Linked DNA regions of Homo sapiens: regions 2 and 3 are each linked to region 1. A link is a loop called in an ENCODE intact Hi-C map of the cell type or tissue named here. Cell type or tissue: endothelial cell of umbilical vein. All regions are shown on one strand.

Region 1 (2,500 bases):
AGTACCCATCCTGGAAGGGGAAATAGCTAATTAGCGGGAGCCAAAAATGTCAGTGCTGGGCCATTGGTTTGCACATACGGAGCTCTGCAGGTGCTAAATGTGCTCTTGAGACCTGATGGTGGTGGCAGTTCCCTTTTTGTCTGTGCCACTCAAATACTATCAGGGGCAAGTAAGACAAGTGATGTGGAGACAAAGGGGGCATGGCAAACCAAGAGCATGGAAAGAAAAATACTAAAATGTGAGTCATCCTGAGCCACTCCCCAGTCCTGCTTGCTGAAGGAGAATGCCCTTTGTGACATAGGCAACCACCACACCTGGCTTTTTGATGTTTATGATGATCAATAGGCAGAAAGGAGAACTGAAGGAGAAGTCTAGAGAAGCCAGCTACACCTACATTAGAAAGAGTGGAACAGATCACGGGTCACAGGATTAAGGCTAGATGGGGTTTGAGATGTGGGAAGACTTGAGGTCATTTTGAGTTTTGAGAAAAGGAGAGACATGAAGAGGCAGAAAACATGTTTACTGGACCCAGCTACTTTGCAGTGATTAGTGGGACCTTCAGAACATAAATAGATCCTAAGGAGTGAATGCTTGTACCCCTTCCAAAATTTATATGCTGAAGCCTTTATATGGTTGTATGTAAAGACAGACCCACTAATGAAGTAATTAAGGTTAAATGGAGTCATAAGAGAGAGGCCCTAATTCCATAAGATTAGTGTCCTTATAAGAAGAGACTCCAGAGAACTCACTTTCTCACTCTCTCCCTCCCTTTCCTTGCATACAAACCAAGGGAAAATCATATGAGAACATAGCAAGAAGGTAGCTGTCTGAAAGCCAGGAAGAGAGGCCTCAGCAGGAAATGAATCAGCAAGAACCTTGATCTTGGACTTCTAGCCTCCAGAATTGTGAGAAAATTAATTTCTGTTGTATAAGCCACTCAGTCTATAGTATTTTGTTATGGCAGCCCAAGCTGGCTAAGACAGCGGACAGAAAAGAATTTGTGAGTCATGTAATGTTGTTTCCATTGGCATTTGGGGGCAACTGTAGAATAGATTTCAATTGGTTGGTAATTATTTCTGGATATCAGACATATTTTTCTTTTCTACTTTGAAATATTGTGTCTGTGTTGTTTTCTGGATGTGTCACCATTCTGAAACAAACCATCAATCAGCAGAGCTTTGTGTGGGGTCTGTTTTCAAAAACAAGCCACCATGAGCAGTTCCTGACTTGTAGTGCTTCCCAGGGACTCAGTCTATGTCTTAAACACTTCTTTCTTCTTCCCATGTCTCCTTCAGTCTTCAGGCAGACTTGCCAAGTTTTCTCTTTCTTGGGCCAGTGTGCTTTTTCCCCAGCTCATTCTCTGACTTTCTACCCAAAGAGTCACTTAAAAAAATTTTTTTTCTTAAGGGACCTAGGGTTGTATCCTCTTGAATAGTGCTATTGGTAGTAACCAAAGATGCAGCACTGAATAAGCCACTCCCTTCTAGACAGAACTACTCATCCTCAATCTCAAGTACCACATCTTCCAACAGGCCTTCCCTGACCCCCTCTGTCTAAATTAGGTCAATCTCTCACCACCACAATTCTATTCTCTCTCATGGAGCTCATGTTCTTGTCCTTCATAAAAAAGAATCATCACCAGTTGTAATTATATTCTTATTTGTGTATTTATTTATGAAATAGCCCTCTTCTCCACTAGAGTTTGTGAATGCAAAGTCATGATTATTTTGTACACCACTGAATATTCAACAACTTGCAAAGTGTCTGGCATAGATAGAGATAGGTAGGTAGAGAGAGAGAAATAGACGTAGATAGATAGATAGATAGATACATACATACATACATACATAGAGATGGAGTGAGAGATAGAGAGACAGAGATAGAGACAGACAGGTGGGGAGAGAGAGAGAGAGAGAGAGAGAAATGTTCAACCAAAACATTTGTTGGATGAGTAAAAAAAGAAACATGATCCTTTCCCTCCTGAAGCTTACAGTCTATCATGGAATGCAGACAAGTCAACAGATCTTTATCTTTCATTAATAATCGATATAGAAAATATAAACATAAGGTGCCATGGAAGAATATCTTCAATCAAATCCAGCAAAATACCTGTTCTCTACGCTAGGTGCACAGGTGTCTTGACTCATTGCTGCCACACATTGGCCACTCTCATCGAATTCAGAGGACTCATGGAAACCACACACCCACTAGCTGTTCCCTCAGAAGCCCCTGAATTACCAACAAAAAGCTGGTTCGTCTCGGCTACTGAGAAATAATTTGTCATGTTTCATCCCCTAAATGAAAGATGCCAGACTGAATGCCCGTCTGAGAAAGGGACAGAGCATGAGATCTAACAAAGAACCTCAGCACTCAAAAAGTTTACCACTAAAATGGAGTGACAAGGAAAGCAGGGGAAGAAAAATCACTACTGGAAGTACTGCTACTATCACCACTGCTCCTGGGAGGAATCACCGCAGCAGCTGTTCATCAAGTGCTTCCT
Region 2 (2,500 bases), 72 kb after region 1:
AGGTGTTTTTGGCTTGCTGTGTTTCCCGGCCACATAATATATTCTTAGAGATCCCAGGGAAGGGATGGCTTATCAAAGACAAGCTTTAGATATTCCAAGATTCACAGCTAAATTACCATCAAAGACCTTCACAATCTCATTATCATATTCCCAACCTGGATCCCAGGCCTGATGTATACCCTTGGGTGTATGAACACTGTGGCAGCTTGCTGCTGGCCTCCAGTTGCATGGGCCAGCACCTCCCAGAGGCCCATCCCTGGGCTTTACTCCCCAGTATGACATCCCCCAGCCAAGGTGCTCAATCCTGAGTGTCCCTGGTCCTCACCTGGTTTATGTCCTTACCTGCCCCTCCTTCCATGAATGTCCCGATTGCTCTCTCTGAAGTATCAGGCCCTCCAGTCCCTTTGTCACACTGTGGCCAGACTGCCTACCTGACAATACGGTCATGACATCTCAGAGATGCTGGTCATGACATCTCAGGGGTGTGTTGTCTTACATAGCAGCTATCAGCCATCTGGGCCATTTACATTTATATTTCAATAAATTAGAATTTAAAAAAAATAAAAATTCAGCTCCCCTGTCATATCAGCCACGTTTCAAGGACTCAATTCTTGATATCCCTGTGCAGCTTACCATGTTAGAAGCATTTCTGCCATGCAGGAGGTTCTATTGGACACTGCTGTCATAGAGTTTCATGACATTGTCTAGCTCCCCACGGAGTAATGGCCCAGAATCCTATGGGACACTTGGTGCTTCTGACATCACAGCCCCTGCCTATCCATTTCTCTCCCCATTCTCCCAACCCCAATCTGTTAAAACCAGGACATTCTCATTCTTCCTCAAATACCTTTGACTTCCCAACCCTGAGCATTGGCTCAGATGTTTCCTATAGCCAAGAATGTCTTGCCTTCTGCAGCTTCTCTCTACCCAAATCATTTTCTTCCTTCAAGGCTCCACTGAAACATCACTGCACCTCTAACATCTCCTTCTCTCCTTCTGAGAGCATCCACAAGTCACCATCTGCTTCTCTACTGCACTCAGACATTGTGTCTTCTTGTTAATACATCCTCTTCTTAAACTAAATTCACCTAAGGTGGAGTCTCTACCCCTAGAGCTTTCTATTCCTAAAGCCTAGCTCAGTGCCTGGCACCTAGAAAGTGTCAGAGCATAATTATGGAGCCTAGCTAAATACAAACGTCCCATACCCACCCCACCCTGTGTTAATCTGATGCCTCCCAGCACCCTCTCCCTGTTACTTAACCTCAGTCTGCCCTCCCCTTTTCCACTCACTCCCCCACATTTATTACCTTCTCATCAGACGTGCAAACGGTATGCTTGGCTCCCTATGTAGTTTAAAGTGTTTGTGTAAATGGCAGAGAGATCCTGTTAATTATAAAGACTTCCTCACATTCATTGCAGCCAGTTCCGGTCTCCCCTGATTGTAAAGGAGATAGGACCAGTCACTTGGAGACAGGAAGAAGTTTATTGACAGGGATAACAACAGCCTGAAGAGACAGAACAATATACACACATGGTTTGTGCAGCACATGATCCCCTCCCCTAGGAGAGGCATAGAAGGACAAGGAAAGGTGAAGACAGAGAGAGAACGGGAAGAAGAGCAGAGAAACATGAAGCAGAGCAGAGTGAAACACAGACAGAAAACAGAGACAGAGCAAAGGTAGAGGGAGAGAGACTCATTGATAGAATCAGAGGAGGACTGAAAGACACAGCAGCAGAGACAATGAGTAGACGATAAAAATGCTCAAGCTGCTGCCACCCTCACACTACGCAGCAGGCTTGTTCTTGTTCACTACAGAGCACAGTTGGCATTACAAACTGAGAATGTTGGCACGCAGAAGTAGAATAGCCATCAAAAGAACAATTGAAAAACAAACTCAAATACAGTCACTGGAATCACGAACGCCAGCATGATTAACCTTGAATGTCATTCACCTTTGTCCAGTTCTGCCTTGCTGAAGATATCCAGAAAGAAAAGCTTGGAAATGCAGAATGAGCTCTGCCCTGGGAGTTGTGGTCTCTGGAGAGCCCTAGCTGGAATTCTGAGCAAAAATCTGAGTTTTTGCTGTGGACATCACCAACTAAGGCCTCGGTGGAACAGGCAAAGTATGACTAAAACTCTTTTCCCTAAACTTGTACTATGTGGGGTTTTCAAAGTTTGGAATGTGTCAGATATAATGATGCTTGGTCACTGAAGATAGTGACCAAGTCTTTCTAGTGACAGGAAGAGGCTGCTATTGAACCACATGAAAACCTCACCTTATCTCATTCCAGATACCTCAAAAGTTTATCCCCAAGTCTCATCCTTTAGCTTGGTCGTCAATCTGGGCAACTTGCTTTCTCATTCATTCATTCACACATATTTGTCAAATATCTCCTATGGTTCAGCTTCATGTCAGATGCTACAATGGTGAAAAAAACAAGTGTCCCTTGCAGCTATGGAGTTCAGCAAATAGTGTGGACAAGCAGACACTAAACAAAG
Region 3 (2,500 bases), 83 kb after region 1:
TCTATTCCCAAGCTCGTATTAAAATTTAAAGCAACGTCATGCGACAAGTTCAAGCCCTGGGTTATTTCACGTTAGTTTAGCTTTAGAGAAGTTTTGTGGTGGCTTGTTTTATAAAGTCATGAGGATCAGAGGAGGGGGAACATTTAGGAAACCATTTAGCCAGGTGACTCTGTTTTTACCTTTTCAAACAGGAAAACAAAATTGTGTCTGACACACATAGAAAGGTTGGTTCAGTTGTTCTGCCTCTGAGCTAACTAGGCCTTAGCAGTCTTCCTGTCCAAGCTTGCACCAGATTAAAAAGATTGTTTTTAAAATCTTTGAAAGTCAAACTATTATTCTGTAAGAAATCAAACATTTATTGAACAGCTACAATGTGCTAAACACCAAGTAATATAGACAGATAAAACTCAACTGTACTGGAGAAGGGCCATAATTTCTAAATTCTCCATGTTTCTATGAATGTATGAAATGACACCATAGGGGCAAATAGCTAGAGGAACAGAAACACAATTGATGCAATATTGATACTTGAGACAGAACATTTCTTTATGGTGTAAGTTTTGAGTAAATGCAGATGGAAAGACAGCAATTAAAGCTCCCTTCTCAATGCTTGAATGGTATCTTAGAGATATTGAAAGCATAGACAGTTAATAAAATCTACAAAACATTATAGCTACCATAGCCATACCCATCGCTTTCTCTAGTGTTTCTGTTTGTTCGTTTTATTTTGTTTTGGCCAGTACACAAGGAATTTGGAATTTATACAGCACCCATCATTTCAATTACCATTATTCTAAAGACCCCAAATTATTTTAATTGATTATTTTATTGAGACATGGGCGTGGATTGCACATGGACTCCAATTGAAACAAATTCTGTCACTAGAGAGACAGCATTGAAGACTGCCTAGAAACAGCTTCTCAACAAAGCTTTGTTCTTCACAGAGTGCTTTTTAAGTATGTGAAGATTTGCGAAGGATTTGTACCAATGTCAAGGGATTCTTTTACATATGGATACCTTACATCTTACAGAGAAACCCAGGTTTGTCCAATGGCAGATGAATATCACTAAGCAAGGGCACGAGGTGGCCAATATCCTTTCTGCTTTTGTCTTGAACTATTTCTAATCCCTCATGGGTCAAAAAGTATTAATTTTATTGTTTCTGTTACCCCTCTATTTTAATTGTCTTCTAATCATGCCTGAAAATGGATGTTTTAAGCAAAGCCTAGAAATTTGCTCAAAGACTTAGAGTGAAAGTACTATAATCCCAATGCAATTTTTGGTTGCTAATCACACGTGCTTCAATTTAAAGCTCAGGCCAAGGTCATCATTAAAAGGTGAATGGTGGCATTGGTAAGGCTACAATTAAAGCAGAAGTACCTTTTGAAGTATTTTTTCTTGCATATATTCAAATTGTTGCACAAGTGGATTTATATTCATAGGGGGTAGGGAAAAGACATTCAAGGGATTTCCTTACCCAAGTCCTTGATTTTCTTAGCAAAATTGGACACAAATGTGTCTCCTGCAAGTGCAAAAGGTGAAGAGAAGATATTCTGGAGCCTTTGGGACCCAGTACATCGGCAGCAACTGAGGAATTGCTAGAAATGTTAACTTGCCTGCCCAGCCCAGAGCTATAAATCAGAATCTGCTTTATTTTTTCTTTATCTACTTAACTGAGGAATAATCTATATATAATAAACCACATCCATTTAAAGTGTAAAATCTGATGAAGTTTGATAGTCATCTATACCCATTAAACCACCATGGCCATCAAAACACGGAAAAGCTCAATCGCTCCCAAAGATCCCTCGCTCCTCTTCACATTCACTCCTTCCCTCTGCCCCAGCCCCAGGAAATGACTAATTTGTTTTGTGTCACTAGAGATTAGCTTACATTTTCTATAAATGGAATCATATAGTATGCTGTCTTTGGGTCTGGCTTCTTTGACTCAGAATAATGCTTCTGAGATTCACCCGTGTTGTTGGGTATGTCAGTAGCTCCTTTCCGTTGCTGAGTAATGGTTCACTGTGTGTGAGTGCTACCTTCTGTTTCTGCATTCACCAGTTTATAGCTGTTTGCATTGTTTCTAGATTTTAACTACTATGAATAAAGCTGCTGCAGATATTCTTTTTTCTTTTTTATTTTTTGAGATGAAGTCTTGCTCTGTTGCCCAGGCTGGAGAGCAGTTGTGCAATCTCAGCTCACTGTAACTTCCGCCTCCTGGATTCCAGTGATTCTCCTGCCTCAGCCTCCAGAGTAGCTGGGACTACAGGTGCCCACCACCATGCCTGGCTAATTTTTGTATTTTTAGTAGAGACGGGGTTTCACTATGTTGGTCAGGCTGGTCTCGAACCCCTGACCTCAAATAATGCGCCCTCTTTGGCCACCCAAAGTGCTAGGATTACAGGCATGAGCCACCGCGCCCAGCCTGAATATTCATAATTGGGTTTTTGTGAGGACATATTTCATTTCTTTTGGGTACACATCTGGGAGTGGGATG

Evidence for each region. A loop is a pair of places that touch in the nucleus more often than their neighbours do. Peaks named below come from ENCODE experiments on the same cell type or tissue, not always from the same donor. Only the 100,000 strongest peaks of a DNase experiment are listed, where the experiment ranks them.
Region 2: it touches region 1 in a loop (7-fold over the local background); 1 of 110 quality-filtered maps calls a loop at or near these places.
Region 3: it touches region 1 in a loop (6-fold over the local background); 1 of 110 quality-filtered maps calls a loop at or near these places.

The regions. Positions count from the first base shown.
Region 1 is chr20:39,658,868-39,661,367 of GRCh38, reverse strand. LOC102724950 (a long non-coding RNA gene) reads left to right here and starts at 543. Exons shown (of 3, transcript XR_936712.3): 1 at 543-905. In endothelial cell of umbilical vein, no CTCF peak of the experiment used is centred here; DNase peaks (open chromatin) are centred at 237 and 977; H3K27ac peaks cover 1,869 bases.
Region 2 is chr20:39,587,322-39,589,821 of GRCh38, reverse strand. No RefSeq gene overlaps it. Among named protein-coding and RNA genes, the nearest start is that of LINC01734, 360 kb to the right of the region's middle. In endothelial cell of umbilical vein, no CTCF peak of the experiment used is centred here; a DNase peak (open chromatin) is centred at 1,451; H3K27ac peaks cover 1,404 bases.
Region 3 is chr20:39,576,350-39,578,849 of GRCh38, reverse strand. No RefSeq gene overlaps it. Among named protein-coding and RNA genes, the nearest start is that of LINC01734, 350 kb to the right of the region's middle. In endothelial cell of umbilical vein, no CTCF peak of the experiment used is centred here; no DNase peak of the experiment used is centred here.